Regions from separate parts of the Homo sapiens genome. Here region 1 is linked to region 2. A link is a loop called in an ENCODE intact Hi-C map of the cell type or tissue named here. Cell type or tissue: spleen. All regions are shown on one strand. Links, peaks and the distances in the headings refer to the core of each region. The heading gives the core; the rest is flanking DNA.

Evidence for each region. Hi-C counts contacts between places; a loop is a spot of excess contacts. Peaks named below come from ENCODE experiments on the same cell type or tissue, not always from the same donor. Only the 100,000 strongest peaks of a DNase experiment are listed, where the experiment ranks them.
Region 1: a loop joins it to region 2, with 2.5 times the contacts of the local background. A loop is called at or near these places in 2 of 110 quality-filtered maps.

The regions. Positions count from the first base shown.
Region 1 is chr18:43,878,934-43,894,777 of GRCh38, forward strand. The region is part of intron 2 of LOC105372088 (a long non-coding RNA gene); the gene reads right to left. It overlaps LOC105372087 (a long non-coding RNA gene), which reads left to right and starts at 5,269. Exons shown (of 3, transcript XR_935414.3): 1 at 5,269-5,399; 2 at 8,710-8,766; 3 at 9,678-10,267. RefSeq lists a silencer at 8,631-8,925. In spleen, for the core only: no CTCF peak of the experiment used is centred there; no DNase peak of the experiment used is centred there.
Region 2 is chr18:43,818,403-43,834,246 of GRCh38, forward strand. The region is part of intron 2 of LOC105372088 (a long non-coding RNA gene); the gene reads right to left. It also overlaps the pseudogene RNU6-443P. Among named protein-coding and RNA genes, the nearest start is that of SYT4, 550 kb to the left of the region's middle. In spleen, for the core only: no CTCF peak of the experiment used is centred there; no DNase peak of the experiment used is centred there.

The sequences.
Region 1 (15,844 bases), core at 2,690-10,689, 60 kb after region 2:
GTAACACAGAGAGGGCATGATGGCTTATGAACAATGATTCAAACCGCCATAGCTTGTTTTGAATCCATCACTTATTGGCAAATAGAATTTCAGAAAAATAAGGCCCTCTTTTTATGTAAAAATAAGAAAAAATGGATTTGATTATGTCTAGTATACAATCCAACTCTTCTCATTAATTTACAGTGTGATGAATTCACTTTTACTATTTGTACAGCTTTGTATTATATAACAATAAAGGTTTTACTAACAAAATAAATCAAACTAATAGCATCACACTGACAGAATTTATTTCAGAGAACAAGCATTTTTAAGGATTTTTAAAGTCAAGAAATTATATGTCTCGATGATATTAATAACCCATGAATCATTCTATTCACTAATAAATTCCTGAAAAATACATTTACTTGGAAACATTTGTTATCCAATTAATTTGATTTATTACATTTAGTTCATATTTTGATTAATTAGACATACCACTATTTCAGATGGCCCCACACTCCAATTTGCTCCCATTTTCAAGGGCCGATAGTACAAAAATCTCTGTTTGCTGTGTCTCCTCAGGAGACAGTCAGGCGGGGCACAATACCCAGAGCCTTGTATGAGATCAGGACATCTGCTTTCCATTTCTGGCTCTACCATCTAATAGCCACATGACTCTGGACAAATTAATGGTTTTGTTCCTTTCTTCCTCTGCAAATAGGGAGGTGTCATAGCTGAACCACTTCACTCAGAGGATTAGCAACATGATCAAAGGAGATTCCATATGTTAAAGCATTCTGACAAACTAAGCTCTGAACACATTTAAGTTTCATGGTGAGGGCATGTTTTAATTAGTTTCGTTATTATTTAGGTGTGGTTAGGCCAATAGATCAGGAGATGACTGCTGCTGAAAAGATAGTTTATTATAGTTATAGATCTCAAGAGAGGGAGAATATACATCATGCCTTGGGGGACCAGGGAATGAGCAAGAGCAGTCATGAGGCAGAGGGAGAGTGGGGAGTTGTGGGCAAGAGCCTTTATTGTGTTTTCCATGGAAAGTAATGGGGGAAGCTGTTTTAGAAATAGCTGGTTTGAGTAACGTCAGCATCTCAGATGTGTACGGAATATCCCTAGTTTTCCTGTACCTAGACCTAGGGTGACTAGGGTAGATGTATAGTGGCCTGGTTTGTGAGAGTCTGATTGGTCGGAAGAGTAACTCGGAACTGGTTGGTTTGTGTTTGAAAAGTGCAGTCTCAGAAGGCGGACTCCACCTGAAGAGGGGGGGATGATGAGGAAGGCCAAAGGCCAAGGTGAGGTGACTCAGGCAGATTATCAGGTTGTCCAGAACAAAGTGTTTCTGGCATATGCAGGCAGGGAAGATGCTGAAACACCAAGTTTACAGAAGCTAGAAACATGGTTAATACAGGGCATCATTGTTTTATTCTTTCTAGAGCAATCTCTCACAGCATATAATTGGTTCAGCTATTTGGGAATGTGAAAATTATGTCACCCCAACCCATATCTTCAGAGGGTTTTTGCAACTCTCTAATAATGTTCTTAAAGGTTATTTACTCACTAAACATCTGATAACTGTCACAGAGGAATTATCTGAACACAAGTTCTAAAATGGAGTGAGATATTCTGTTTTAGATGTACAAGAAAAATAATAATCAAAGCTGGAGAGAAAAACCTTCATAATCGTACATTTTCCCCAAAGAAGCCCTTCTGTGAAGGTGGCACGAAGAGCGCACCACTGACAAAGAAAGTTGGGATAGTGAGTTCAAAGCATAATCTTGGGGAAAACCTGGGGCCTAGATTCTAGCTCAAGTTTTGCCACAATAGGTGAGAGTAATCTAAAACATAATGATTGTGGTACACGTCTCTTAAAAACCTTTCTATAGCTGTCTTTATCCTCAGGATACAGTCTAAGCATCTTGAACTAATGTACAAATTATTTTGTAGTCTGCCCAACTGCTATAGCAGTTTACCAGTTCAGCCTATGGATTGCCTTACATTTCAGATTTCAGCTGTGAAGAATTCTAATAGGACTTTGCAGTTCCCTGAAAATGCCATATTCTTTCATGGCACTTGCTTACTGAGACTGCAATGAACTTCCCTTCTGTTATTCTGTTCACTCTTCCAACTCAACCTAGAGCCCTACTGATTCTTCAGGCCTGAGTTTGGTGCCTTCTTTGGTAGGCATCCTTGATCTTCCACTTTAAAGTTGGGTTTGATGTATTCTATAATGGGCTACATGTATGCCACCTTAGAACTGGGGTTTAATTGCTTGATTACTAGTATATTTCTGTAAATCATCTGCATGGTCCATGAGAACAAGGTCAGCTTTTAATCACTGTGTCATCTCAAATATTAAAACCTTGAATTTGGCACTGCGGAAGTTACTAAATGGAGTCCCCAAACTCCAGAAAAACTTGCCAGATCCTGGGGCTGGGTTAAATGCCTCTGCTCTGTGTTCCCATATTTCTCAGTTATTTCTCTTTTATTAAACACATTTTAGTACTATTGTTTATGCAGGTGTCTTTTCCATTAGACTTCAAATTTCTTAAGGACAGAAACTGTGAATCATTCATCTTTGTGTTTCTAATTTCAAATACAGTGCAACAATTTAGCTACTCAGAAATTGTACCTATTATGGTTGTTATTATCCTGTTTATAATAAATGTTTTTGAAAGATGGATGAATAAATAAATGCAAAACAGGACATGATAATGGGGGACAGTTACCGAAATATATGCTATGCCTTCCTCACAGATTTGTTTTCCAAGTACCAAGATAAAATGAAATTATTCAGAAAAATCACCAAAACAAGCAAGATAAATAAGGTGTTATTTTGAAAAACACTAGGAAAAGTAGAAATAAGATAGTAAAATTTAACATTCTGTGGACTTCACTATTTAGTTCACTCCTGTTCATGAAGTTATGGAAGGTTAATCACTATTGTTTTTGGAAAGACAGTTAGTTCACTGATTATCTATTTCTTTCAATGACCAGAAATTCAAGGTATTGCTGTCAAGGTAATGGTGTCTAGAGCTATCACGGAAACTAGATGCCTGATGTCTGGAAGGAATGATGCATATCACTGTGTGATTAAAGCCTGGTTTTTGCAATGAAATAAAAAACACTTATGTTGAAAGTACTACATCACCCCAGTGTTCAACTTTCTCCAATGGCCCCATGGAAAATAATTGATGAGATTCCAGGAGGAATGTTTTCTACTCCTTCTCTGAAGGGGTAACCATGACCAACTGACCTGAAGTCTAAGATTCCTTTTTAAGGAGGGAAAAAGCCATGTGCCATATATTAAATAGACAGCTCAAAGTACAAAAATGTGGAAAAGTAACTCACAGGCTAAGAATTATAGTGAGGAAAATATGGCTACTTTCAAAATGACTCTCAAAGCAAATTTTGATAAAAGAGAGAGAGAGACCTTAACTCTTGCCCAAGGCTCTTCCAGAACTTAGAGATTCACTTTTTGGTACTTGAACTTCCTTGCAGGACAAGAGTATACCCAATAGGACCACCTTGCCATCAGCCTTCCTCTTCTCACTGCTAACTCCTCCCACCTCCCTGTCCTCTGCGGGGCCCACTGGCAGCACTTCACTCTCTTCCAGTCACAGCTGAGGCCAGGGCTGTGGTATGTGCAAACTGTTATGTGTTTTTTTCAGGCAGGGTGAGTGGTGAGGTGACAGCAGGACAGCATGTGGAAGAATGAAGAAAAACCAAGTTACCAAATCCAAGTATAACAACATTCATATTCTACTTTTTAACACAGCTCTTTTGGCCACCTCAAATTTCAAGGCAGAAAAAAAGAGAAAGCACGTTACTGTTTTTCCTTTCCTCATTACCTCAGGGCATTAACCTACTTTGAACTCAGTCTATCGGTTGCGCTGATTCCACACCCAAGAGGCATTATTATCACCGAGTTCAAAAGTGTTCAACATATGGACATCATCAAACCCAAACTGACTTTATGTTCCTCATTTCTAGTAAACGATTAGAGAAATCTAATCAAGACACATGCCTATGTCAGGGGCTAGGCAATGCACCGTTAAATGTGTCATTGAGTTGTGTGCAGAGCTTGCAAGATGCCACAAACTCATTTTAATTTTACACAGACAAATTGAAAGACCCAATGTCTTCATTAGGGTGCAGCTTGCATTGAAACACAACAACAACAACAACAGGAAGTCAGCATGGAAAACAGAAGCTGCATGTTCAAATCACATCCATATTGGCATTTCACAACTGTAGCCTGATTGCATTGTTAATTAATTCTTGAAATGCACAGTAAGCCAAAGGGACAATTTGAGAAGAGTACTTGTCATTTAATTAGTAAATTAAGGTTTTTTTTTATATAAAATCTCAAATGCTTCTCTATTTAATTAGTATGTACTGTAGACCAAAATCTCACACCAGCTGGATATTTTCAGGATAAATGGCTTTGCTTATTTCTTTCATGTATCAAGTCAGTAACTTTTCAGAAAGAGGTTGAGCTTGGATGGTGGGAAGGAGAGGAATAAGACTACCAGAACAGGGTGCTTGTTGTATATAATCATATATTTCATGGAGGAAAAGGGAGAAAATTCCTATTTCAAGGTGTTACTCTGACATCTACACTGTGGAACATTACAGCTTGCAGAGTTTTAGGGCTCATCTTGCCCAATATCTTTTTTCTTGGAATAAAATGTTGAGGCTGAGAGACGTAAAGCAACACATCGGAAGTCACACACCTAGTTAAGTAGGGTGATGTAAACTACTATCTACGTCTTCTATCTAGATTTTTTAGATGTCTGTATTCTAATGAAAAGGTGTGCAAAGCATAATTATAAGCGTGCATTGAAGGCATGTGAAGTGCATGTGAGAAAGACTTTGTGATCTGTACTCTGATTTTAAAATTTTGGAATACGGAGATTTCACTGGAGTGTGTTTGTCTTTAATGTATTACCAATTAATAATTAATATCTCTAAATGAAGAATGAGCTTGTTTTATTTCACATTCTGGGAGCAGTTTTGTCATGTTTGAGCAAGTTTCCATGAATGTTTCTTAATATAATACCAGGATATGTCAGCTCTGTCTTATATTTGCAATGACTCTTATTTTCTTCTTAATTAAACACAGAAGCTGCTGATCTGAGGACAAAAATAGAATCTGATGAAGTCTGAATTTTTTCCCAGAAAATATTCTGTCTTTGCCTCCAGATGTCAAAAGTTACACATGAGTACAGCTCACACAGGGAAAGGGGAAAACAGCAACCTCTTGAGCTGGAGCCTTAGGCTAGAAAAGATCACTGATTACCCACCTGTTCCCCCTGGATACTAGGGCTTCAATCCAGAAGGTGCTGTGATGAAGTGGCTTCAGCAAAATATTACCTGAGACATCCTGATCCATTATGAGAACGGTAAGAAGCAATAAAGAAATTGAATATAAAGGAATCAATAAACAAATAACAATGAGTACAAACTACTCAAAAAGCTAAGTGAAATATATTTTCTTCTAAGACACTATAATGAACAATTAATTTGTAAGTAATTCATATATGCATAAAACATTCAGTAAAATAATTTTTAAAAGTATATGTGTTAAATGGCTAATGAGAGGTATATAATACTATAAGGGCTCAAAAATGGAGAACATTGACAGGTTACGTAAATAGAAGACCTCATGGAGACAAGCAAAACAAGCCTCACAAACTGGTTCACTCTGACCACCAGTAGAAATGTAGGTCTTGTTTCTCCTGCTCATGCTGCCTGGTATCTGAATATTGACCTATTGATTTCTTATCACCTGTACAAGCTTATCATCTGTGTCCTCACTACTTGCTGTGGCCTCCAATTTCTTCTTTTGGATTCACTTGAAGATGACTATGTAGCTGGCTAGAGTCATCTGTGTCCTAGGTTGTATCTTTCCTAACTGCATGTCCTGGTCTTGATCCTATGGCTCTACCTGGTTTCTAAGTCATCTCCAGTCTGAAGATGCCAAGCCAATAATACCCACGTAGACACTAGTACTGACTATGATTGGGTTGCAAAGAATGTTGCTTTTGTTCCTACAGAAGCTATAGCTAGGCTCACAATGAATTGTCTAATATATTTTCTTTTTTAACTTCAGTATCAGTTGCCTCAATTTTTCAGGCAAGATAATTAAGTTAAATAATATCTAAGAATCTGTTTCATCTCTAAGTTGCTATGGTCATGGTGAGATCATTGATCATTCATATGTAAATAGATTTTTCCTAATTATTGTGTAGTATTTGAAAACAGATTGCGCTCATGATTATTTTAAACATGCCCCCTGTGAGCTTCTTTATCCAACTAATTAGTCTTATTTTTTAATAAAACAATTTTAACCAAAGTAAACTTTTTATTAAAATGTCAGAGATTCCAAAGCGATTCAATCCAAATCAATGAGGTTACTAAATGGAAAGTTTTGCAAAACTGAATTCTGCTTTCAAAGTTTCTTGCCTTTTATTGTTAACTTAGGGAATCTAGGGTCACTTTATTCTCTGTTGTTGTTTTAAGCAAAATATAGACTAAATTTTGAATCAAAGACAAGGCTTGATTTTTTATAACTATGACTAGTTCATCACAGATAAGCTCTTTATAATCTTCAAGCTTCATTGTTTTTATCTATAAAATGAGAGTAATGATACTTGCTTTACGTATCTTTCAGGATTATTGGGAATGTGAAATGCAGCAATGTAAATAGGGCTATGTGTGGACAGGAAGGTCCTGCTTAAATGTCACGCTCTCAGCTCTTTTTGGATTGTTCTTCTATGGGCCATGATATGCTGTTTTTCCTTTTTTGTTTGTTTGTTTGTTTGTTTGTTTTTTAAAGGATTCTCTCTACTCTCTGTCGCCCAGGCTGGAGTGCAATGGTGCTATCTCGGCTCACCACAACCTTCGCCTCCCGGGTTCAAGAGATTTTTCTGCCTCAGCTTCCTGAAAACCTAGGACTACAGGCGTGTGCCACCACACTCAGCTAATTTTTATTTTTTCTCCGTGTTAGCCAGGCTGGTCTCAAACTCCTGACCTCGTGATCCGCCTGCCTCGGCCTCCCGAAGTGCTAGGATTACAGGTGTGAGCCACCACGCTCGGCCTGTTTTTCCTTCTTATACAACACCTACCACATTATATTATGATTAATAATGCATGCTTTTCTTTTTTAGTTTTTGAGTTTCTGCCAGGTTGCGGGGGAGATGAAGTGTTTATTCCTGTAGTCATATAACAGCTGATGCAGTACTTGGCACATGCTAGGTACTCAATAAATGCTTGTTGAAGATGTTCCATAACAAGTGGGATTTAAGTTGGATATTGAAATTCAAGTGGAGAAAAACCAATGATAGTAGGCATTCATATTAGTCAGGAGAGGCTAATATATGTTTCAGGAACAAGAAACCCCAATATTTTGGTTTGTTTACCATCAATTAAAAATAAAAATAAAGCTTTTTCTCCCTTTTGACAAAGTTCGATGCAGGTCTAGCTGACTCTCCAGGGCAGCTGTTCTATACATGTTGGCTCAGTTTGAATGTCTGGTTAGAGCTCATGCCACCCACTTACAGACATGTGCTTCCATTGTTGGTGGCAGGGAGAAGTGTGCTGGAGAGTTGCTCAACTGCAATTCTGTAAAAGTGCCAGTAATTACTTTGACTCAGATTTAGTCTCTTATATTTTTTACCTAAAGCAAGTCAAATGGCTGAGTCTAATTGAAAGGTGGTGAGGACATACAATGTCTCATTTGCCTAAAAGGAGCAGAGAATCATGTATTGGTAAACAGCACAATGCTGGTCACAGTGTGGGTGTATATTTCTACTGTCTAACAACAAATCCGTTGGCTTTACTTTATAATTATATCTCCTCATATGTAAATCAGACCACACCATTTCTCTACTAATGTTCTCAAACATTTTCCAAATGCACTAAAATATTTAATATTATCTCAACTTGACGGTTAACAAAGTTCAGTCTTCTCTGTCTCCAGCCCCCTTTTTTTAACTTCGATTCTTGCCTTGTAAACTTCACTTGCTTTCTTCAAGTTCCTTGAACATTCCAAGCTTATTTCTACACAAAGCTTTTGCACTTTCAGTTCTACAAGAAACATTCTAATCTCAATCTACACACAGTTGATCCTTCATATGTCTCAGGTTCCCATTCATGAAACACCTGATTAGCCAAACCATTCATAAAAGTGAAAAGTATCACCCACACACACCAGCCTCATTCCATCCCATCAGTTGAACTCATTCCCTTCACAGCATTTTTGCTAATATTTAATAGTATCCTATGCATTTACATGTTTGCTTATCTTTCTCATTCTTTCTCCTCTTTCTCCTCAGCATTTTAAGATATGAGCTCCACAAAGAAGCAGCTATACCTGTTTTGTTCTGCTTTTGTCCTAGCACCTAGAACAGTACCTGGCATCTAATAATATTTAACCAGTATTTTCTTTTAAATGGAACAATTGTTTGCAATAACAAGAAGATATACTAGATAATTTCAAAACTACAAAATATCAGGGTGCTTCACGGGGGTACAAACTCTTTCTGTCAAGGGCCAGATAGTAAATAATTTTCAGCTTTGGGGGCCAGATGGTTTCTGCTGCAACCACTCAACTCTGCACCAATTCTGTCATTGTAACACAAAAGCACCCATAAACAATATGTCAACATAAGGATGTAAATGTGTTAAAACAAATTTTATTTACAATAACAGGCAGCAGCAGGATTTGGCCTGGGGATGGAACAAAGGGACCCCCTGCTGTAGAGCAAGGTGAGTGAGTCACTTACGCCCTTGACAACACATTCTTAGAAGTCATGCTAGTTGGAGGCAAGTTCTGTTTCTTCCACCAACGTCTTCAAGCCTCAGAATCCTTTTCTATCAAATGGGGCTAATAATAGAATACACCATACCTCAGAATTAAGTGAGGCTGTGCAAAAGGTGCTTAATTCTGTGCCTGAAATATAGCAACAGACAATAAATCCATCTAACAATAAATTCTTATGAAGAAGTTATTACAATAAATTCAGTGACAAGCAATGATGGCAATGGAAATAAAAATGGAGAAGCAGATGTAATTGAGAGATTTGAGAAGTAAAATTAGCAGTTCCTGGTGACTAAAGCATGTGTTAATGATAGTGATACCCTTGAACCATTAGTTGTTCAGCTTTGAATACCCTACCCAATTTCTCTGCTTATTCTTTTTCTGTGTTTCTTCCCCCTTTCTTCTCTACTTTTCATTCTTTAAGAACAAGCTCCAATTCACACTTTTGAGCTGCCTTTCAAGTTCCTCAGAAAAATTTATCATTTCATTAAACATTATTTAAAGCTTGGGCTCTTTTTGTTTCTACTCTTTAGTATAGTTAGTTGCTTACACTTTTGTCTTTCTCAGTTCATTGTAACATCTCTGAGAGCAGGCATTGTTTTGTTGCTTATCTGTGTCTTTCGTTTGTCTTTTTTTGTCACTATATTCTACATCACACTTGGCATGTGACTTATGCATATTTCATACATTATTATGGAATGATCAAATGAAGCAGAGATTGAATGATTTTTTCAAACACAGAAGTTCAACTTCCACTTGCTAGAGTCCCCCATCAATAAAATATGCACAGAACAACACTGGGTCATACACAATGGTTCCATAATTTGACCTGTGTTTTATCCCCAACATCTGCTTGCAGGGATGCAGCATCCTCGTGGCTGTTCACATACCATTGCACTGGGATATGTCTCTCTTCACTCTCCATTTCCCACCCCACAAAAACCCCATCGCCTGCCTTATGTGAGAATTGGAACCATAAAAATAAAACAAAGATGTCTTCTTATGTATGATAATTAATGGGAACAAAATGTCTTGGATGAAATATTACTGGCAAAACAAAGCATAACCAGATGTTGTGCAATGCAAGACCCAACATAAAGTAATGAAGAACTCCACTGAGTCAGACGTGTCTACTTGAAAAATGTTTACTTTGACAATCAAATGAAAAAGTAAAAAATATATAGATGCAAAGACTGCTTTTCAGGAAAACAGTGGGTTCTTTCCCCAGAGCTCTAAAAAGTTTAGATATTGTAGCCAAAACGTCGTAAAATATGATTTTGTTTTCTGCTTTTTTTCCCCAGGGAGAAGGGAATTTTAAAGAAGAGATTGCATCAATAAAGATTCTTTTAGCATTATTTTTATCATTATAAAAATTACACATACTTGTTTTAGATTATTTGAAAACTTCAGAGCTGTAAAGATGAAAATAAAAATTGCTTATTATCTTAATCGGCAAAATTAACCATCCTTAACATTTTTATATGTCTTTTAGTTATTTTGTATGCCTATGTTTATAATGAAACAGTTTTGAATTTTTTAACGTATTAAAATCATGGGATTTTTGTCTTTAATTCACGCTTCCTTTTAGCCATCCACCTCCAAAGCTGAACCATGAGTTTTACTGTACTAGGGAAAAACAAGTTTGAGTCTGCTATGAAAAAAGTAATTAGCAGTTTCAATGCTGGTTTCTGGGGTTCATAAACAAATTGTCTTAAAAACCTGACATTTGGTTTGGACTTGCCATGGATTCTAGAAAGTATAGTTCATAGGAAAGAAAGAGATTTTTCAAATTTCTCTGGGTACTAATTTTTTGTGATCTAGTCCTGGTAAAGTAGATCAAATGCTTCCCATATATTCCAGGAGAACTCAGGATATGAATTGGAGTCACGGTCAGATCATCTCTTCTGGGTCTACTGTCTATGAGAAGAAGGGAGAAGGAGATAGAACTAGAAAGCCAAAAACAAACATTCTAGTCATTCTCCACCCCTGCCTCAGGGCCAACAATAAGGTATTGGGAAAAGAGGGATTTGAAACATCTAAAGAGGTATGAAGGAACCACAGAATATTAGCGTAAGTAGCACACTTATCATGAGTTACATGGGAAAGCTAAACAAGAGCAAAGATTTTTGTCTCAAAGCACATCTAACATAGCATGGAATATGAAGTGGTGGCAGTGGGCATTTAGGTAATGAAGCTGAATCAGATCCCATCATCTTTGACTTTGCCTTATACAATATTTATGGAATCGAGAAGTTTGATCCGTTCTTTTGAAAAGGTATAGAGGAGCTGGAGAGAGAGGGGGATAGATGAGCATCCATCCAAAGTAAGAACAAGGTGATTGCCATGGCTGGTGAACTTATAACTGAAGCAATGGCTGGGACCACAGGCATTAATGACATGACCAGCAGGTTCCCCTGAAAAGCAAAAAACAGCAGTTGGACCTCATGGGGTTCCTTCTAGGAGACCAGTTATTCCACAGGACGGACCAGTGAAGGTCAGAAGGTCATGTCTACAAAGACATGAAACCTCTCATCCTCCTACTTCTCCTTATTTACCCAGAACTATCTTGGATAAGAGCACATATGGGAGTGAAAGAGCTTTCATGTCCAACAGACAACTGAGATACTGACTTCCTCCAAGTTTGAAGTAATTTATCTTTATTAATTTCCAGTGCAGTAATAGGCCTTAGGTAAGATACAGGGCTAATATGCAGAATCTACAAAGAACTTAAACAAATTTACAGGAAAAAAAAATCAAACAACCCCATCAAAAAGTGGGCGAAGGATATGAACAGACACTTCTCAAAAGAAGACATTTATGCAGCCAACAGACACATGAACAAATGCCCATCATCACTGGCCATCAGAGAAATGCAAATCAAAACCACAATGAGATACCATCTCACACCAATTAGAATGGCGATCATTAAAAAGTCAGGAAACAACAGGTATTGGACAGGATGTGGAGAAGCAGGAACACTTTTACACTGTTGGTGGGACTGTAAACTAGTTCAACCATTGTGGAAGACAGTGCAGCAATTCCTCAAGGATCTAGAACTAGAAATACCATTTGACCCAGCCATCCCATTACTGGGTATATACCCAAAGGATTATAAATCATGCTGCTGTAAAGACACATGCACACGTATGTTTATTGTGGCACTATTCACAATAGCAAAGACTTGGAACCAACCCAAATGTCCATCAATGATAGACTGGATTAAGAAAACGTGGCACATATACACCATGGAATACTATGCAGCCACAAAAATGATGGGTTCATGTCTTTTGTAGGGACATGAATGAAGCTGGAAACCGTCATTCTGAGCAAACTATCACAAGGACAGAAAACCAAACACCACGTGTTCTCACTCATAGGTGGGAATTAAACAATGAGAACACTTGGACACAGGATGGGGAACATCACACACCAGGGCCTGTCGTGGGGTGGGGGGAGTGGGGAGGGATAGCATTAGGAGATATACCTAATGTAAATGACGAGTTAATGGGTACAGCACACCAACATGGCAGATGTATACATATGTTACAAACCTGCACATTGTGCACATGTACCCTAGAACTTAAAGTATAATAATAAAAAAAAAAAACATTAAGTAAGGAGGGAATGGAAAGAGGCTGATTAACGGGTTCAAAGTTATAATTATTTAGGAGGAATAGGTGCTGATGTCCTTATTGCACAGTAGGGTGATTATAGTTAACAATAATGTATTAAATGTTTCAAAACAGCTAGAAGAAAGGATTTTGAGTGTTTTCACTAAAAAAAGGTAAATGTTGAGGTGATGGATATGCTAATTATACTGATTTGATCATTACATGCATATATTGAAACATCACATTGTACCCATAAATATGTAGAATTTTTATGTGTCAGTTAAAATTTTTAATTAAATCTTTTTCAGAGAAAAAAGTAATAGAAAAAAAACCACCTGTGTTTTCATATGGCAGTGTGAATAAATTAATTATGCTATATGCATATGAAATGTATATATGCATATAGCAGAATTATGTAACTGTGCAATTTATGAAATCAAAGACATTGGATACTGATTTTTTCTGTATCACTATATCATCAGCATATTCTGTCTTGTAGTTACATATGGGCATCAAAATAGCATTTTAATAGCTTTATTATACTCAATAACATAATTATATTTTGATTTGCTAATTAACTGTCCTATACCCTAGGTTATATTTATGTTTTGTCATAATAACGTTGTTACAAACATCCTAGTGTATAAATATTTTTCTAGTTTTTGATCTTTTTATTAGGAATAGCGTCCTATGAAGAAGGTAAGGATGACTCCTTGATAAGAGTATAAACAACTTAAATGGCTACTGAAATATGTCACCAAATTGTTTCCTAGAAAATGTTAAGGATGAGCATGGTGGCCCACGCCTGTAATCCCAACATTTTGGGAGGCCTAGGTGAGAGAACTGCTTGAGTCCACAAGTTCAAGGCTAGACAGTGATTGACATTTTACACCCCAATGATAAAATATTACCAATATAATCTCCCAAATTAAAAATTATAAATGTCTTATTTTTCTACAGCTGGCACATAATAAGCTCTCTTGAATATTGGTTAAATCATTTTAAGAAGCAAGCAATCTCATCACTACTTTAGTTTGCATGACTTTATTATCAGCAAATTTACATATTTTTATTCTTTATTGGCAATTATCTTTTTTCTTTTTCTTATGAACTCTGAAATTGTATTATTCTCTCTCATGTATTCAGCTGAGTCTCTTCCTTCTCAAGCTCATTTCCATTTATGAATCAGGTAAAACTTCTTGTCATCTCTTTTCTACAAGTTCAAAATCCTCTTGGACTGATTATGAATTTTCACATTATATTATTTTTCCTACATTATATTTTGGTTTCACTAGACAATTGGGCAATGTGCTGACTTTGGATTCAGAAAATCTTCGCTGAATCTTGGTTCTGGTGCTTTCCGGCTGTGTGACTGGGCAAAACACACATTGTCTTCATGGCTTGGTTGACCCACCTATAACATAGATAGTGGCAATGGTCCAAATTTGTGTGTTATACATTCAGAAAATATCTATTGAGTGTATACTGCAGGTGAGGCTGTATTCCCAGTAACAGAGATAAATGGTCATTCACCTAACACAGAGCATGTATATAAAAAGCTTTGCATGTTGTAGGTACACAGATGATGCTTAGTAATTGCCAGATGTACAGGACAAAATAGAGTTATTCATAGAATCTTTTAGAAACCATATGTTTTACACATCACACACACTTATACACCATCGTAGCACTTCTGACCACATTAACAAGATGTGTCATCTTCTTGTTTTTATAGTGACACAGATATGCTCTGCCGAAGCTCCAAACACTCTCTTACTGTAAGACTCCCCAATGTGTGAGTCATTTGGCTTCTGAGTCCACTTTCAGGGAAGGAGAATAATTAACGGATCCAGAGAAAGATCCAACCTCTGACCTTGACTTTATTAACTTTGTGTGCTGACTAATCATGCTGATTAAGAACAGAAATTCAACCCATTCAGCTGATGTGTCCCTGGAATGTCTCTTTCCAGGCACCCTGATATCTATTTCCTAGAATCTCCCAGCCCCTGAGGAGAATAATTTGGAAATCCCAGTCAAGCTTAATGCATTTCTATTTAGGGATCTAATGCCTGGAAAAAAAATGATATCTTTATCATTTATTTAATACATAAGTGGTTCTTTTTCTTGTCTGGTCCGTCAAAGCTTGGCAAAGTAAAGGTCATCCATTAATCACTTTGCCCTTCAGTGAAGTGCAGCCATCCAGTCTGTGAGGGTTGCAGTTTGATCAGCCAGGCATGCGGCCTGACTCAGTAAAAACTTGGAACTGAAGTCCTGTTAAGGGCATTGTAATTGATCTTTGTTGCAGCTACAGATGTTGGCACAGAAGCAAAAAGAGACCACTTTTTCCTTAGATGCAGGGATCTAATTAAAGTAGGAATAGCCTTGAAGGGGGACATATAGGTTGATGATGGAAGTGACAAATCCCAGGATGAGACCCCTTTGGGGCTTCTCATTTAGTGCTGACATACCTGAGGTTCTAACAAATGGATCCTGTCTTACCTCAGTCTTAGTATATCTAAAAAAGAACTTCCTCAAACCTAAATTTTCTTGCTTCTACTTCCCATCAACTACAGTATTCTCCAGGCTACATACTGTGAAGGCTGGGTGGTCTCTGATGTACATTTCTCTTTGATATTCAGTAGTCAGCACATACCCAATCACAACACCGCTGCTTTCTTTGCACCCTCCTGTTGGTGTCTCCAGCACAAGTACTTACTCAATTTTTGTTAAGATTACTTCTAACAGCCTTGCTAACTGGTCCTTCAGGCCACAATCATTCCACATATGCTTCCTTTTATAAATAAATATCCTCAAATATCCTTGCCCTTCTACCATACTTTCACTTGAGAAATAAGACAGTATTTCTAACATTTATAGCATTATTGTTATTTGGCTCCCAAGGGCAAACGAAGTGTGGCACCAACTCTCCTATGTCTTATCTCCAACTATTCCTCAATATTTTCCTTTTCCTACAATCAGCTGTGTCCCCCCTCTCCCAGCCCCTCGCCAATTAGTATTTGAATATGCTCTTCCCACCGGCAGTTCAAATTCCTGTTTCCACATTAATTCAAAAGACACATATTTAATTGACTCTTTCAGGCCATGTTAGGCATGTGAGATATATCATTTATCCCTCACCTTGTTGTGGGAGGGTCACAGGTGTTATATTTTGAGCGCTAATGATGTGATAAATGCATGTACACAGCCCAAATCCCAACCCACAAGGCTTCAGGGCTCATTTCCCCAGCTGCTGGGATTAGTGACAGCTGAGAGTTCTCAAGGCCTTGTCTTTCTCCAGGACAGCCCTGGTTGAGGAGAACAAGCTCATCCAAGGTCATGGGGGGAAGCCTACATCCAATGACTAGTTGACATGGGTATAAAATTTAGCCTCCTTTTCTCTCTTCATGACAACTCC
Region 2 (15,844 bases), core at 3,508-11,507:
GCATGTATGGAGTCATGTACTTTTCTAAACACTTGACCTGAGCAGTCTTCATTAATCTGTTGTACAATCTTTTGAGGAAGATACCATTATTATTACCAGACAGTATTGCCAGATGAGGAAAGTGAAGCATCGAGAGGTCAGAGGCTTCTTCAAGTTCTCATAGCAAGCGACAGAACCAGAGTTCTAGCTTGCATGGAGCCTGCAATTGTTTTTTCAATAGCAACTCCTCTGAGAAGACTTCCTGAGTTTTCCAGAAAGATAAGGCACCCGCCCACCAAGTGCTCCAGTAGCATATGACCCATGCTTCTCTTACAGCCCTTACCCTCCATTGTTTGTATTTATTTGCCTCTCTGATCAGGTTGTAAGGACAGATGAGATTTATGTCATTCAATTTGATATCCCAGAGTGTAAAATAGTGCATGGAACATAGTACTCTACAAACTTTTCTTGAACATATGAATAAAAATAAAAAGTAAATGTATAAGTGAAAGAAAAACATCATAATGGCCCAGACATACATATGCACAGTAACACACACACATATGCACAGTAACACACGTACCCACACATGTGCACATGGGCACATACCAAACAAAAATTAAAATGTGCAGTGGGAAAAACAGTTCATTGGCAGTCAGGCAATCTAATGTCTAGATTTAGTATTGGAGCTACTGACCTGGATTGATTTTATAAATTTATCTTCTGTTTTGTGGGTTCTATTTTTGTTTTTGAAGCAGCTTATTTATAAAAAAAAAAAAAATCAGGTCCCATGAAGACATTAGGAACTCAGATCTGGCAAATTATGCCAAGATAGAAACACCCCATGTGCCCTCTCAGCTGCATGGAGCAGATGCTCTTCTTGTTGGACACAGACCCTGAATGATGTTGGGTGTGGAAAAAAAAAGTAGGTTTTTTTTTTTTTTTTTTGAATCAGCTTTTTAAAAAAAGGACAACCTTTTTTGTGAGGACATGAGCATAGGTCCATATCTTCACCACAGCAATGAGACAGCAGGGGGCTATCAATTCTGCTGCTGTTAAAGGGTTCAGCTGGAACCTGCCTGCCCTCCTGAACTGTCTTTATTCCAGGCTTGGTCTATCACCAGAGCCCTCCCTCTAGATCTTTGATCGTCACTGCCCATCTGCACTTTGAATCATCATGCCTAAATAAAGCTCTATTCAGGAATTCTAATCCTCTAGACCACTCCACAGTAGACTTTCCAAACAGCATATACACAAGTAGAGCATTTCTAAAGGCCCTTACATATCTAAATGATATGATTTATTTTGCCACCTTGGGATCTGGTGTCCAGGAATGCTTTGAATTCCATTAATAGATGAGTTCCAGAAAGATTCATTATTGCTCCTCATGGGACATATTTTTGCCTTTATTTTAACAAGAAAGGTAGCATTAGAATTACAGTATAATCTTCTCCAAAATAATGTATAGGAATGGGAGTTTAGGAAGCTGAAAAATGAAACACATGTGCTTTTGACCTCAGCTTACTGGTACTGCTAATGTTTGTGCTACTAACTGAATTGCTGCTGACTTTTAATCAAAGAAGAAAAAGATCAAATACATATAAATTGAACTAAACAAGGGAAATTATCAGACATGTTTAGAAGGCATCTGGGAGATGAGAAAACAGATAACAATCTGCAAGTAGCCACATCAAAACAAAAGGAGGATGGGAAGGAAATAGAAGAAGAACAACTTCACGGCTAATAACCACAGACCCAAGTATAATAGCAACTGCCTGCTATATTTCACATGTTCCTAATTTGATTTTTTATGGCACACCTGAAGAATATTTGACAGAAATTTAGGAGATGAAGATAAAAATAGAGTAGCTCACTAGATCATTCCCTGGCTCAGTGGATCTCCTTTTGGTCAATACTGTATTAATTTTTTATTGTCTTCATAAAAAATGATCACCAGTAGTTGAAGAATGAAAGATGGAAGTGGAATTCTCAGCCCCTTTGTTTAGTTTCAAATGTTCTGCCTGTTATCTTCTAGAATTTTTACAATTTCAGGTCTTAGATTTGAGTCCTTGATCCATCTTGAGTTGATTTTTGTATAAGGTGAGAGATAAGGATCCAGTTTCATTCTGCTACACTGTGGCTTGCCAATTATCCCAGCACCATTTGTTGAAAAGGGTGTCTGTTCCCTACATTATGTTCGTGTTTGCTTTGTTGAAGATTAGTTGGCTGTAAGTATTTGGATTTATTTCTAGGTTCTCTCCAAAAGCAAATACAACAAAAACAAAGGTAAATATGTGGGACTTAATTAAACTGAAGAGCTTCTGGACAGCAAAAGGAACAGTCAGCAGAGTAAACAGACAACCCACAGAGTGGGAGAAAACCTTCAAAATCTGTACATCTGACAAAGGACTAATATCCAGAATCTACAAAAAAACTCAAACAAATTAGCAACATAAAAACAATGCCATAAAAAAGCAGGCTAAGGACATGAATAGACAACTCTCAAAAAAGATACACTAATGGCCAACAAACATATGAAAAAATGCTCAACATCACTAATGATCAGGGAAATGCAAATGAAAACCACAATGCAATACCACCTTAGTCCTGCAACAATGCATATTCAAAAAATCAAAAATAATAGATGTTGGTGTGGATGCAATGAAAAAGGAACACTTATACACTGCTGGTGGGAATGTAAACTAGTACAACCATTGTGGAAAACACTGTGGAGATTCCTTAAAAAATTAAAAGTAGAACTACCATTTGATCCAGCAATCTAACTAATGGGTATCTACCCAGAGGAAAAGAAGTCATTATACAAAAAAGATAATTGCGCACGCATGTTTACAGCAGCGCAATTTGCAATTGTAAAAATATAGAACCAGCCCAAGTGCCCATCCGTCAACGAGTGGATAAAGAAATTTTGGTGTGTGTATATAGGTAGTATTCCATCGTGTGTGTCTATATATATATATATATATATATATATATATATGGACAACCAGATATATATATATATATCCCGTTATATATATGGACAACTAGATGTGTGTGTATGTGTGTGTGTGTATATATATATATACACACACACAATGAGATGTATATATAATATATACAGTTACATATATATATATATATATATATATATATATATATATATATACACGCACATACAATGGAATACTACTCAACCATGAAAAGGAACAAATTAATGGCATTCACAGCAACCTGGATGGAACTGGAGACTATTATTCTAAGTGAAGTATCTAAGGAATGGGAAACCAAACACCGTATGTTCTTACTCAAAAGTGGGAGCTAAGTGTTGAAGATGCAAAGGCATAAGAATGATATAATGGACTTTGGGCACTAAGGGGAAAGGGTGGGATGGGGGTGAGAGGCAAAAGACTACAAATTGAGTTCAGTGTATACTGCTCAGATGATGGGTGCACCAAAATCTCACAGATCATCATTAAAGAACCTACCCATGTAACCAAATACCACCTGTTCCCCAAAAACCTACGGAAATAAAAAAATTTTTTAAATGCTCTGCCTGTTATTCTGTATCTCCTTATAGGACTTCATGACTAGTCAGGTGGAATTAGAGAAGGAAGAGCTCATAGAAGCTGCAGTTAGGCTTTGAAGATCTCCAGCCTGATTCTGTAGTGTATTGATTCAAAAGAACAAAACCAAAGATCTCATGAAGCAGGTAAGCCTTTATTGTTCTAAAGAATTAGACATGATTGTCCTTGCTAGAGTGAAGACTCAAGGTCTCATCAAGGGGAAAGCATGTCTAGTGTGTCTTCATAAATGCTATATCCTGGTGTATTAATATCCTAACATTTCTTCTGCTTAGTTTTTAGCTGTTGGGAACCGTTTAGATGGCATTAAGCTTTATCTTCTTTCATTGCATTAGGATTCTGGTTAACTATTTCTGTGTACCAAGCCACCCCAAAAGTTAATAGCTTAAAATAACAATTTATTATATGGTTGGTGCAAAAGTAATTGTTGTTTCTGCCATTACTTTTAACGGTGCAGTTGAAACTGCAATGAATTTTGCACCAACCAATAATAACCTCATGGTTCTGAGGGCTGACTGAGCTTACCTAGACAGTTCTTGCTGAAAGCCTCTCATGTGGTTGCAGTCAGACAATAGCTGGAGCTGGTATCATCAGAAGGATGGAGTGGTCTAGATATCCAAGATAGCTCTCTAACAGGGCTAGGAGTTGATGCTCGCTATCAGCTGGGATCTGAGGCTATCTACAGGAACACCTATACATGGCTACTACATGAATGTTGGGCTCTCAGTGTTGGCATTAGATTCACAGTGTCACTTCTGCCATATTATATTGGACAACATAGTCACTGGCCCTGGATCACCCAGATTCAAAGGGGTAAAGAAATAGACTTGATGGAGGAGCAGCAACATCACACTATAAAAGAGTGTGAAACAGGAAACATTGCTTTGCTCACGTTTTGAAAATGTATTCTTCCACAATTATTGGCATATAATCTTTGGGTTGCTAAACTTTTAGATAACATATGCCAAGAACTAGCCAAGTCCTCCATATTTTACAGCCTCTCTACTTGTCTTTTAGAGCTCTTTCTGATTATATGCTCTGCTCCTTAAATATTCTGGGCTCTCATGTTCCCTTAATTCTCATTTTTCAGCCTTTTCCCCTATCAAAACTCTCCTATTTTGTGCTCCACTTTTTCAGGATCAGTTTCTCTGCTGGGTAATTATGGGTAATGTGAGATGTTTAACTTTCATTTTCTGTATTGGCATCTCTGTGCAGGTGTCTGCTGATAAAATTAGGTTCCCAGGATATGTGGTACAACATGAACACATAATTTTCATTACTGGCTAATATTTTGGCTATGGATGGCTATAAAGAACTTAGTTTTATAGTGTGAAAATGTCAAGAAAATGCCCTTAGTCATTCAGTTTTAATGCCTGGAACAAGGCCAGGCATAAGAAGCCAGGTTATTTTATTTCTCTTGATCTAGGTTGTGGCTTTGCTGGCCTTACATAGCCTTTCAGAGGTGTAGCTGCCCTTCCCAGGCAACTCCTATCCCCGGAGGGGACACACATGTATACAACGAAAGATATTCACTATAGATACATCAGATCTACTTATATTTCCTTAATGTCTCCCAAAAAGTTACCATCATTAGTCTTGGAGAATGAAGTAGGTAACCATTTCAAAGGACAAGACAGTTTGTATAATGGTTAAGGACCAGACTTGGAGGCAGAGGTCCTGAGTTTAAATCCAAGACCTGTAACTTAATATATGAAGGTTAGGCAGCTCACTCTACTTCAGTTTCCTCAACTGTAAAATGAGGGCAGTGATAGCACCTACCTCAAAAAACTGCTGTGAGAATTGTACATACCTGGCATGCAGCAAGTACTATAAGTATTTGCTATTATTCCTATTTTGTCATTGGCTACTTTTGAAGGATCTCCATACTATTAGAGAAGAGTAATAGACTGTGTGATCAATAAGAGATGAAATGATAGACATCCTTTTGGTGTGTTCACTGGTTAATGTGTTGCCCCTTCCAGGGAATATAATGCTGTAAAAACCATCATTGTATCAATATTCTCCTGCTGGGTCCATGGCTCCTTAAGGAGGAGAGCATATGGTAGAATTTCAGGCACCATAGGAGGTCAATGAGGGGAATATTTTTGTTGAAGGAGAAAACTCTTTTAAAGTTGCCAATTACGTCTACCCATTGAGTCAGCTATACTCCTTAAGTATAAAAATAAAATTATTTGTATGTTTCTATTTTTCATTGTAAAGTTTTATGTTTTTTTAATTGTTAAAAATTCCTCAATGTCAAACCATTCCAAAAGGTTATAACTCCCAAAATGTTAAAAATCACTGACTAGAGATAAATTGTAATTCAAAGCCCATGATCCCATAATCAGGGAAAATTTGTAGGCTCCAAAAACTAGTAAGATGATAAGACTAGGTTCAAAAATATGTATTATTCTAAGGCATATTCTGACCTGGATAATTACTAAGAAGCTCAGAAGAAAAACAATTACATATCAACACAATTGCTATCCAAAAACAAACAAAAACCATAACTAATACCAAAAAAGAATAGCAAAATATATTTTTAGCACCTACTCCATTAAAAGACCTAGTCTCTTTTCATAAGAGACCTATAAGATTTTACTAATTCAATTTTATATTGGAAGAAGTGAAGGCTTGAAGAAATCAAGCAACTTGCCCAAGTCCTGCAGGTGGTAGCTTTATATGCCAAGAGTCAAATTCAGATATCTCTAGCTCCGTGCTCAAACTCTGAAACTCCAACCTCTGTTCACACATTCAGTGCTCACAACACAAGTCCTGGCTTTTCATGTTGGCAGGAGAGGAGCTCCATAGTTAATCCTAAAATGCTTTTCTGCCTCATCTTTGTTCGTCACCCTAGACCAATTCTCTATTCCAGCTGGGGCAGTCTTCTCACTGACCTTGTTATCTGTTGTGCCTTACTGTGTCCTCTGGACCTTCAGGTTTCACACCTGTAATACTCTCCTGTTCTCCGCTCTGCTGATTTAAACCTTGATATTCCTCAGAACATTCTTAATGTAATCAGCTTCACACATCTTCCCCTGGGCTCCCAAATTCAGTGCAATTACCTGTCTGCTGGACTTCCTGTGTCATTGCTGGAGTTTCGTATGCCCGACATCATAGTTTCCTTTTGTTTCTGTGCAGTATACAGCTTGCCTCCCTGAATAGGGCAGGGTCTTATGCCTCCTCTTACAACTTTTATCTAACACATGGTAAGCCCTCAATAAATGCTAGGTAATTGACTAATGATCTGTTTTGTGACAAAAAAAAAAAAGCCTTTGGTTGAGTAGTCTGTCGTTTGTTACAGAATTTCACAAGAGAGAATAAGTCCTTGAAAATAAAAGTGATTGAGAAGAGTTAATAGAAAAGTCTTCCTCATTTGAGACCAGGATGCTCAACATGGTGAAACCCTGTCTCTACTAAAAATAAAAAATTAGCTGGATGTGGTGGCACACGCCTATAGTCCTAGCTACTCGGGAGGTTGAGGCAGGAGAATCACTTGAACCTGGGAAGAGGAGATTGCAGTGAGCTGAGATCACACCACTGCACTCCAACCTGGGCAACAGGATGAGACTCCATCTCAAAACAAAAACAAATAAAGATCTTCCTCAGAAGAGAAAATTTCTCCTTCTCCTTTGCAGAAAATGCCACTGTAGTGCAAAAACTTTAAAAATGCAAACATTTTTAAAGAAAACAAAAACTTTATAAATGCAAAGTTCAGCATAAATACATGTGACCTACACATGTTGTTGCTGTTATATAGTGCTCAGATTAGGCAAAGAAATTGAATCAATACTGGGGAGAAAAGAAGTACATTGACAGGTCTTTTCCAGATAGCCTGCAAGATTCCCATGATGAGAATAAAAACTATGGCCAAGGAAATCAATAAAGAAAAAAAGTTACCCAAAGTCAGGTCTAATAATTTGAAGAATTTTACATGCTTCAGCTAGATTCTCAGAGACATCAAACAACTTGTCCAAGTTCTGCAGGTGGTGGCTTTATATGCCAAGAGTCACCCAGATGAGTGTGTTACTCTTCATGCAGTGAGACATGGGCTTGCATTTACTCTGTGACAAAAGTTCATTATCTAGGAAACAAAGAAACTGAACTGAACTGAACAATCGCAAACGTTAGTTTGAGCCATTTTAAATTCTTTGGCTTCAAACAGGGTAATCCTAAAGGACTAAAGTAGGGAAACTTTGTAACTGGTGACCTCTTATTTTTCTAGAATTCACCTTCCCCACCCTGCCCCTCTTCTAACCTTCCCAAGGCAGAAAATATTGTCATGTTCCCCTCTGGTTTATCACTAACAAATCTATATCTTTATATTACAGCTTGCAACCTCTTTCTTGGGTATTATCTTATATGGCCTTCACAAGTTCATGTTATACAGAAACAAAGTCCTTTTGCAGATGTTCAGTTTCAGGGAGGTTAAGAAACTTACCACAGGCTTTGATGTGTTGGGGCAGGTAGTTGTACCTCCGGTACTTTTTTCTTTCCCTGGGCCATGCTCTCTCTCAGGGGCTAACAATGTAGGTGATTCTCCAAACTGATCTGATATTACTGAGCCTATGTCCCACAGCTTTGCTATCTGTTCTTCTTCATTACTTAAAGAAGAACTCTACTCAAGTTCCTCATTTAAACAGGATGCCTAGCTCTACTAAAATCTCGGCATGAAACAATAACGTCTGTCTTAATCGATGACTGAAAGAAATTTCCTCCCATAAATATCAAATAGAATGTCAAAGTCAACCCACTAGGCCTAGGGAGGGTAACAGTGAAAATTTTAAGTTTCAGGGCCTGATTAAGAAGAAAAATAGGTAGGACTGAAAGACATATAGGTTTATATTTTCTTTAAAAACCTCCAAATATTGCTGTCTTCAATGAACACACAGTGGCAGGAGTTGAGGATGGTTAGCAGTGGAAATTCAACAGATGTAAAAGGAAAAAGTTGTATCTTTAAGATTAGATAGACATATAGATACAGTGGTAGATATATATGTACATGTAGATTTCTTTCAAGTTAGGCAAGTTATAAATTGAATGTACAATTTATAATTCAGCAGCATGTAGTCAAGTTCTAAACTGCAGGGATGAAGTGCTGAGTGAGGAGCTGAAAGAAGGAGTAAAGATCACTAATAGAATGCAGGTTTAGGAAGGGGATTTGAGCCCAGCTCTGAAGGATGTCTAGGCTTTATACGTGGGAAAGTGGAGACAACACTAGTGCTGGAGCTGACAGTTAAAGTGCACGCAAAATTTCTGTCGAAAACTACACATATGATCTTCACCTAATTTTCTTCCTCTTACCCGAAGATGGAAGAGTGAATCAAGGTGTAGAAAAAGGAAGAGAATAATATGACCCTGATATCACGAAGACTTTGTCTGAAAGCAATAAGGAAGAAATCTTAGTAGACAGGGAGAGACTGCTGTCACATGTGTTAAACTACAATTTCCCAAGTAATACTGCTTTTCAATTTGTGTTTTATCTCTTCCCTTGAGTCCCACCACAGCGCCAGGCCCTGGGATGCTCTAGTCTTGAAACACTTCAGAGCAACAGTTTTAGTGCACCCCAGGGAGGCAGCTAAATGCTAGCACATCTGTGCATTTTATAGAAACCGAAGCATAGGCAAATTGGTTTTTTTGGGGAGAGGAGGAGGGATGTCCGACTTTCTTTTACCTTCACAAGACTCTTTGAATACAATCCACTTCATAGCCCATATGGCTTGTGTATATGGATGGACATAACAATTCAAACATTTTCAGAAATAGGTAGAAGTATCACTAAGGACTTGGAAGAGTCCAATTTCCTTACTTTTCATCACTGACACTCTTCAGTTTTCATTTCTCTTTGCCAGTATTTGGACATATATATTTTTTCTTATCTCTTTTAACACTAATTAATAGACTATATTTTTCAGAGCAGTTTTACTTTTACAGAAAAATTGAGCAGAAAGTACAAGTCCACATGCCCCAACACCTCCCATCATATTTTTTTCTGTAATTAATATCTTGCATTATTATTGCATACTTGATGAGCAAACATTAAGAAATTATATAAATTAAAGCTTGTAGTTTACACTGGAGTCTGTCTTGTGTTATATAGTTCTTTGGGCTTTGAGAGATGTATAATGCCAGGTATCAACCCATATATTGTCATACAAAAGAGTTTCAGTGCCTGAAAATCCCCCGTGCTCCATCTCTTCATCCCTCAATCCTCTCATGCTTCTTTTTTTTTGAGACAGATCCTCATTCTGTCACCCAGGCTGGACTGCAGGGGCATGATCTCAGCTCACTGCAACCTCCGCCTCCCAGGTTCAAGTGATTCTCCTGCCTCAGCCTCCCAAGTAGCTGGGACTACAGGTGCCCACCATCACGCCCGGCTAATTTTTTTTTTTTATTTTTAGTAGAGACAGGGTTTCCCCATATTGGCCAGGCTGGTCTCGAACTCCTGACCTTGTGATCTGTCCACCTCGGCCTCCCAAAGTGCTGGGATTACAGGCGTGAGCCACCGCGCCGGAGCTTCTTTCTTAAAATGTAAAAATCTGTAGAACTATAAAGTGAGAAAGAGCTTATAATCTGCCATAGCAAGTCTTTATAGAAGAGGCTGAAAGTGAAATATTGTTCAATTTAATAATGGAATAGTGGTGGCATGCTAGTCCTGAATTCTTTCCTCCTGCCCCACCATTACATGGTGTTTCTCAGGATAGGACAAAAAGTAACAGCCAAGTGCTTACAGCTCAAATGAGGATCAAGCACCACCCTTAAATTATTTTTTTTAAATAAATAGGATTATAATGCTCTTAGGATGGGAAGACACATTTGGAGGTGTATTTAACTGGGGGAGGGCATAACTGAAATTCCCTAAGCAGATCTAGAGGCATATGGTGGGGATAAAAAGGGACGGTTCAGGGACTGATGTTTATGGCCAACTTTTGGTTTCAGCCTCTAAAGGGAAAAGGTAAATGAATCTTTGAAGTTTCCTTCTAAAATTCTCAGACTGGCTTAATCAGGAAAAGCAGGGAAACAAGTTCCACGGCCCAAAGTTTTGCTCAAGAACAAAGTGTTCTTGCTAAAACATCTTTCGGTGTCATGATTAAGAACATGACCTCTGTGGTGAGACTGACATGAATTCAAATTGTGACTCCTGGATCTGTGTGATGTCTGTACATCCCAGTTTCTCCAGCCGATGTGTGACCAACAGTACCTATATTTTAACTGGGAATTGTAAAGAAGAAAATGAGAGGGCAGTTGCCAAGAGGCTTACTAGCCACTGACCAACATGATGTAATTCGCAAACTAATTCATAATGCAGGGTCATAATAATGAGCTGCTGAATGATATGCTAGCAAAAAGAAGACGAACCTCCCTAAGGAGTTAGAAAAGAAATCAGAGAAAAGCTGGAGTGTGTTTGTGTGTTTGCATGTGTGTATGAATGAATGATGTTTGAACAATTACAAAAGAAAAGGAGGACCCTAGGGATTGACAGGCAGGATGGTAAATGATAGATGAAGTTTCCAGAAACGGAAGTAGGAGATCAGTGGGTACAAACCAAATTTGAGAGAGTGGGCAGCATGCTGGGAATCCCAGTTAAGGCATCTTTCTTTGACCTTATGAAAGAAAAAATTCTGTTTTAAATTGAAAAACTATACTTTGTTTTATTAACTATTATTATTATTATTATTACTGTTTAATTAATTTCCAGGTTCTTTATCAAGAAGATACTTTTTGTTTTTTCCACTTTACGAAGGTAAATCAGAATAAATACCTGCCTCCAACCAATGAAATGTTAATTCATGTACTTAGCAGATAAATCACTTTAGTGTTGGCCTAAACTCTTCACCCTAGCATCCCCAGACCCCCTCACTGGAGAACACGAATTAATGAGCTACATAAAACCCTGCAACATTGTATTCTCAGTGTGGGCTTATGAGACAAATACCCAAGTAAAAGGTGAAAACAAGAAAATATTTAGCAGGAAGTTTAATTCTGTCTGAGGGATTAAAAATCGCTGTGTTAAGGCTCAACTGTTCTGTAGAGCCACACACCTGGGGACCCTGAGACCTGAGAGCTAAGGTAAGTAAAGCCCTTTGGTTGGTGGTGAAAAGAATGAACAAGCAAGATTCTACTAGTTCTCAAGAGCTGTTATGAAATCCAAAAAAATGGTTCTTGGAATTTCAGGCTGTTGGCCCTCTGTTCTCTACTGAAAGATATCCCGTTGCAGCTAGGCAGTCCACTTTCTTCCTGCATGTTTTGGTACCAAGAAATGGTCTCTAATTTGTGCACACTGTTGGCCATAAATAGCTGATGGTTTGTACACACCATTTCAATTTCATTATAATGCTTTTCAAATTTTCATTCTTTGAAATTTTTAAGTTTTCATTCTTAAGTGAGCCATCAAAGCCTTATAATGCAGAAGAGTGAGGGGAAAAGATTTGGTGTTTTAATTTTAGACAGCAGTTGTCAGTTTGGAGAGAAAACATTTGAGGAGGTAGGTGAGAGAGATAGGGAAAGAGAGCCAGGGAATGTGTTGGGCCACTAAAGCCAGGCCAACCACAAATACATTCACCATGGAGAAGTAAATCTGACCCTCAATTCCATCTATCTACATGACAACTGTTCTCCTTCAAATGGTGGTTCACGTTCATATAATAAAAACATCTAAGAAATGGGGCTGAATGTGTCTTACTTCAATGTTTATGAGAGTGTTCTGGAAGGAATTTTTTCTCCAATATATAAGAATTCAGCATGCCTAGCAGAGAGGATTTGGTAAGGGGCAGAGAGAAGCATTTTTTGTCATTATGTTAATGTACCATCCCAGCTTCACTATTGATGCCAACAGCCCTCAGGATGGGAGGTTTTCTCTCACTCCCAGGTCAATTCCTCTGCGTGTGTTGCACAGAGAGTCCCCTTCAACAGGGAGCCTTGACTCGTGAACATAGACCTATATACGGGGCCATTCCCACGCACATAAGAAACAGTAATCTCAGGACTGTTTCCTATTTTTTATATTTCAAATCCAGGCTGTGGGTTTTTCAGTTGGAGCTATTTGATTTCATTCAGGGACAGCAGTGTAAGGGAAGCTGGAAAACTGTTCCACCAGGCTTCAAGCATATGCCTGGATTTGTTTACCATAAACAAAGTCTTCTCAGTGACTGTTACTGTCACCATAGCAACAAGATTGAGGTTACATCTATCAACAAAGCACCACATAAGGCGAAGGCGAGCAGTTAATAAAGAAGAGCAATGATAATTACACAGCCGCCGGCCGCCAGCTCAAACACGGAGGCCTTTTTTTTTCCCCCAAATTCTAGTTCCATTTTCAATGTAGACATGGAAAGTATAACTCAAAAGGCATTGGATGCCCATTCCTGGAGTTGTCTGGGAGATGAAAAAATAAACAGCTGGAACTTCTTCACAGATCTTAGCTCCATGGCATAACTCTATTAGTAGGTTTACTTACCTCAGTAGGGTAAAACTGCCTCATTAATGATTAAGAAAAAGAAATCAGAAATGTCTGTGGAAAAATCAATTTCTGATTTAAAATACAAATATTAAAACAAAAACCCAGAGATCAAGAATGGGCTTACAGAGGAAAGTGAAATTAAATGGACATAATTTCCTGTGCTCTTCATTGAGATGAGTAGGTTTAGGTGAACAGGCCTCCACCTATGCACATTTTGGGCAAGATTTCATTGGCTATTTGGGGTCTTTTGTGGTTCCGTGCAAATTTTAGGATTAAAATTTTTATTTTACTCTACATTCAAAGGGTACATGTGCAGGATTCTTCCATGGATATATTGCCTGATGCTGAGGTTTGGGCTTCTAATGATCCTAACATCCAAGCAGTGAACATAGTATCTGATAGGTGGTTTTCCTATCTTTCCCCCTTCTCTCCCTCTCCACTGTTAGAATCCTTAGTGTTTATTGCTCCCATCTTTGTGTCTGTGTGTACCCAATGTCTAGCTCCCATTTATAGTAAAAACATGCAGTTTTTGGTTTGCTGTTTCTGTGTTAATTCACTTAAGATAATGGCCTGCAGCTGTATTCATGTTCCTGCAAAGGATATGATTGTGTTCTTTTTTATAGCTGCATAGAATTCCATGGTGTATATTTACCACATTTTTAAAAATCCAATCCACTGTTGATGGAAACCTGGGTAGATTTTATGTCTTTGCTATTGTGAATAGTATTACTATAAAAAAAGTGTGCAATGCTTTATGAATTTGCATATCATCCTTGCACAGGAGCCATGCTAATCTTTTCTATGTTGTTCCAATTTCAGTAGATGTGGTGCCCAAGCAAGCAAAATTTTAGAATTTTTTCCCTATATCTATGAAAAATGACATTAGAATTTTAATAAGGATTGCACTGAATCTCTGGATCCCTTTGGGTAGTATGGACATTTAAATATTAATTCAATCCATGAAAACAAGATGTCTTTCCATTTATTAATATTTGTGTAATCTTTAATTTATTTCCTCAGTGTTTATTGTTTCTGGTATAAGGCTCTTTCACTTCCTTGGTCACGTTTACTCCCAGTAGCTTATTGGTTTATTTATGTTTGATGCAATTGTAAATTGAATAGATCCCTTAATTTTTTTCACATAGTTCAATTTTGTGGCTAAATCATCCTTTCAGCTTAATATAATCCACTGTTGCTAACAAAGTAATTGTTTATACTCCAAAATATCTAGGGTATCTTCAGAGACCCTCTGCAAGCTGCTATGACTCATCTATACTCAAATGTCTGGGAAATCTTGGTCAACCTTATTCCCCAACCCTAATGATCATATTGTAAAAATACATAGGCCAATAACCTATATAAAACATAAAGGCCAGGGACCTAACTGGACAAAAGATGGTTTTTAGAGTTGCCTTGAGAACCTCTTACCTCACCTATCTTCCAGTGGTGCCTCTTCCCAGCTGCAGTCTTATCTGAACACTCTTGTTTACCAAAGATTAAGCCTTGAATATGCCTTTTAGATACACAATAGCCATACTTCCCAGCTTCCCAGAACACTTCTCCAGACAAGGCGTAGAACATGCCATGAACAGGTAAACATGACAGTCATGAAAGAGATTGAAAGTAATTCTGGGTCTGACATAAGGAGCACTTGGGAAAATTTTAACATTCTGATTCCTAATCATATATATATATATAGAGAGAGAGAGAGAGAGAGAGAGAGAGACAGCCATCTTAGTTATTCCCAGGACTTCCTTTGATGTGGGGAACTCATCCCACTTACAGCCTTGGTTCTGTTACTTTCCCATTTCTCCAGCTGGCGTGACTTCACTGTGTCTCCGGGGTGCTGTACCTACTGTAGCTTTTCTGAAAAAATGTAGGCGGATTTGTTTTCTTCTTCTCCCCAAAATTCCCGCATTAATCATCAGCCAAATTTGATAAAAAATTATTTTTCTTTTTCTTTTTGTTTTTAAGCAAAAGCATTTAAAATAAAACTTGCTAAGATGCTATGGAAAAATAAATAATAAAAGGAAAACATCAAAGCAAATTGCAGTTTTCTGATTCTGTGATGACAAGTGACCTAAATAGTGAGGTATTCAGACTCCTGGTTCATATTCGACTCCTGATGAGTTGAGTCCTGGTACAGTCTATCTAGAAAAATCGTCCTGTAGAAATATTTTTTGGTATGTGAGACTCTATTTCTTTACTCCTTGCCCTAAACAAGCTCTGGGGATTGACCACCTGTTACATAAGTTCTTGCTGCAATGGGCATTTAGGGGCTTCTCTAATTATCAGCCTCTGGGGGCAGAAATACTTTAACTGTCTCAACATCTCCCACCACTTCCAGTTTCAGGTCTGCACCCACTGACATCATTGTATATTACTTTTATCTGGAAATCTCTAGTTCGTGCCCTTAGAAATACTAATGTAGGCCTTTACCATTCATTTATCTAAGCTAGAGTCCTGTTATATATCATGTTCCCTTTCATATGGCTCAGGTCACTAACATTCTTAAAATATACTAAGGTTACTTTTCAGCTAGGAGTAGCTGCTGCCCTTGGAAAATTCCTTCAGAATTGTAGGTTAAAAGCATTATTAATATTTTTCCCTTTTTGTGGCTTCTCTTGTCCGTCATTAAATCTTCTCTGATGAATATATGTATAAATATTCTTTATTCTGATAAAGTTAATTTTATGAGTTTTTCCTCTGTGATTATTTTAGTGCCCTGTATTCTCCCATATTATCTTCAAGAAATTTCATTATTTTTCTTTTTCACTTTAGATTGACAATAAATCGGTATTTGATATTTGTGAATGTATGAGTA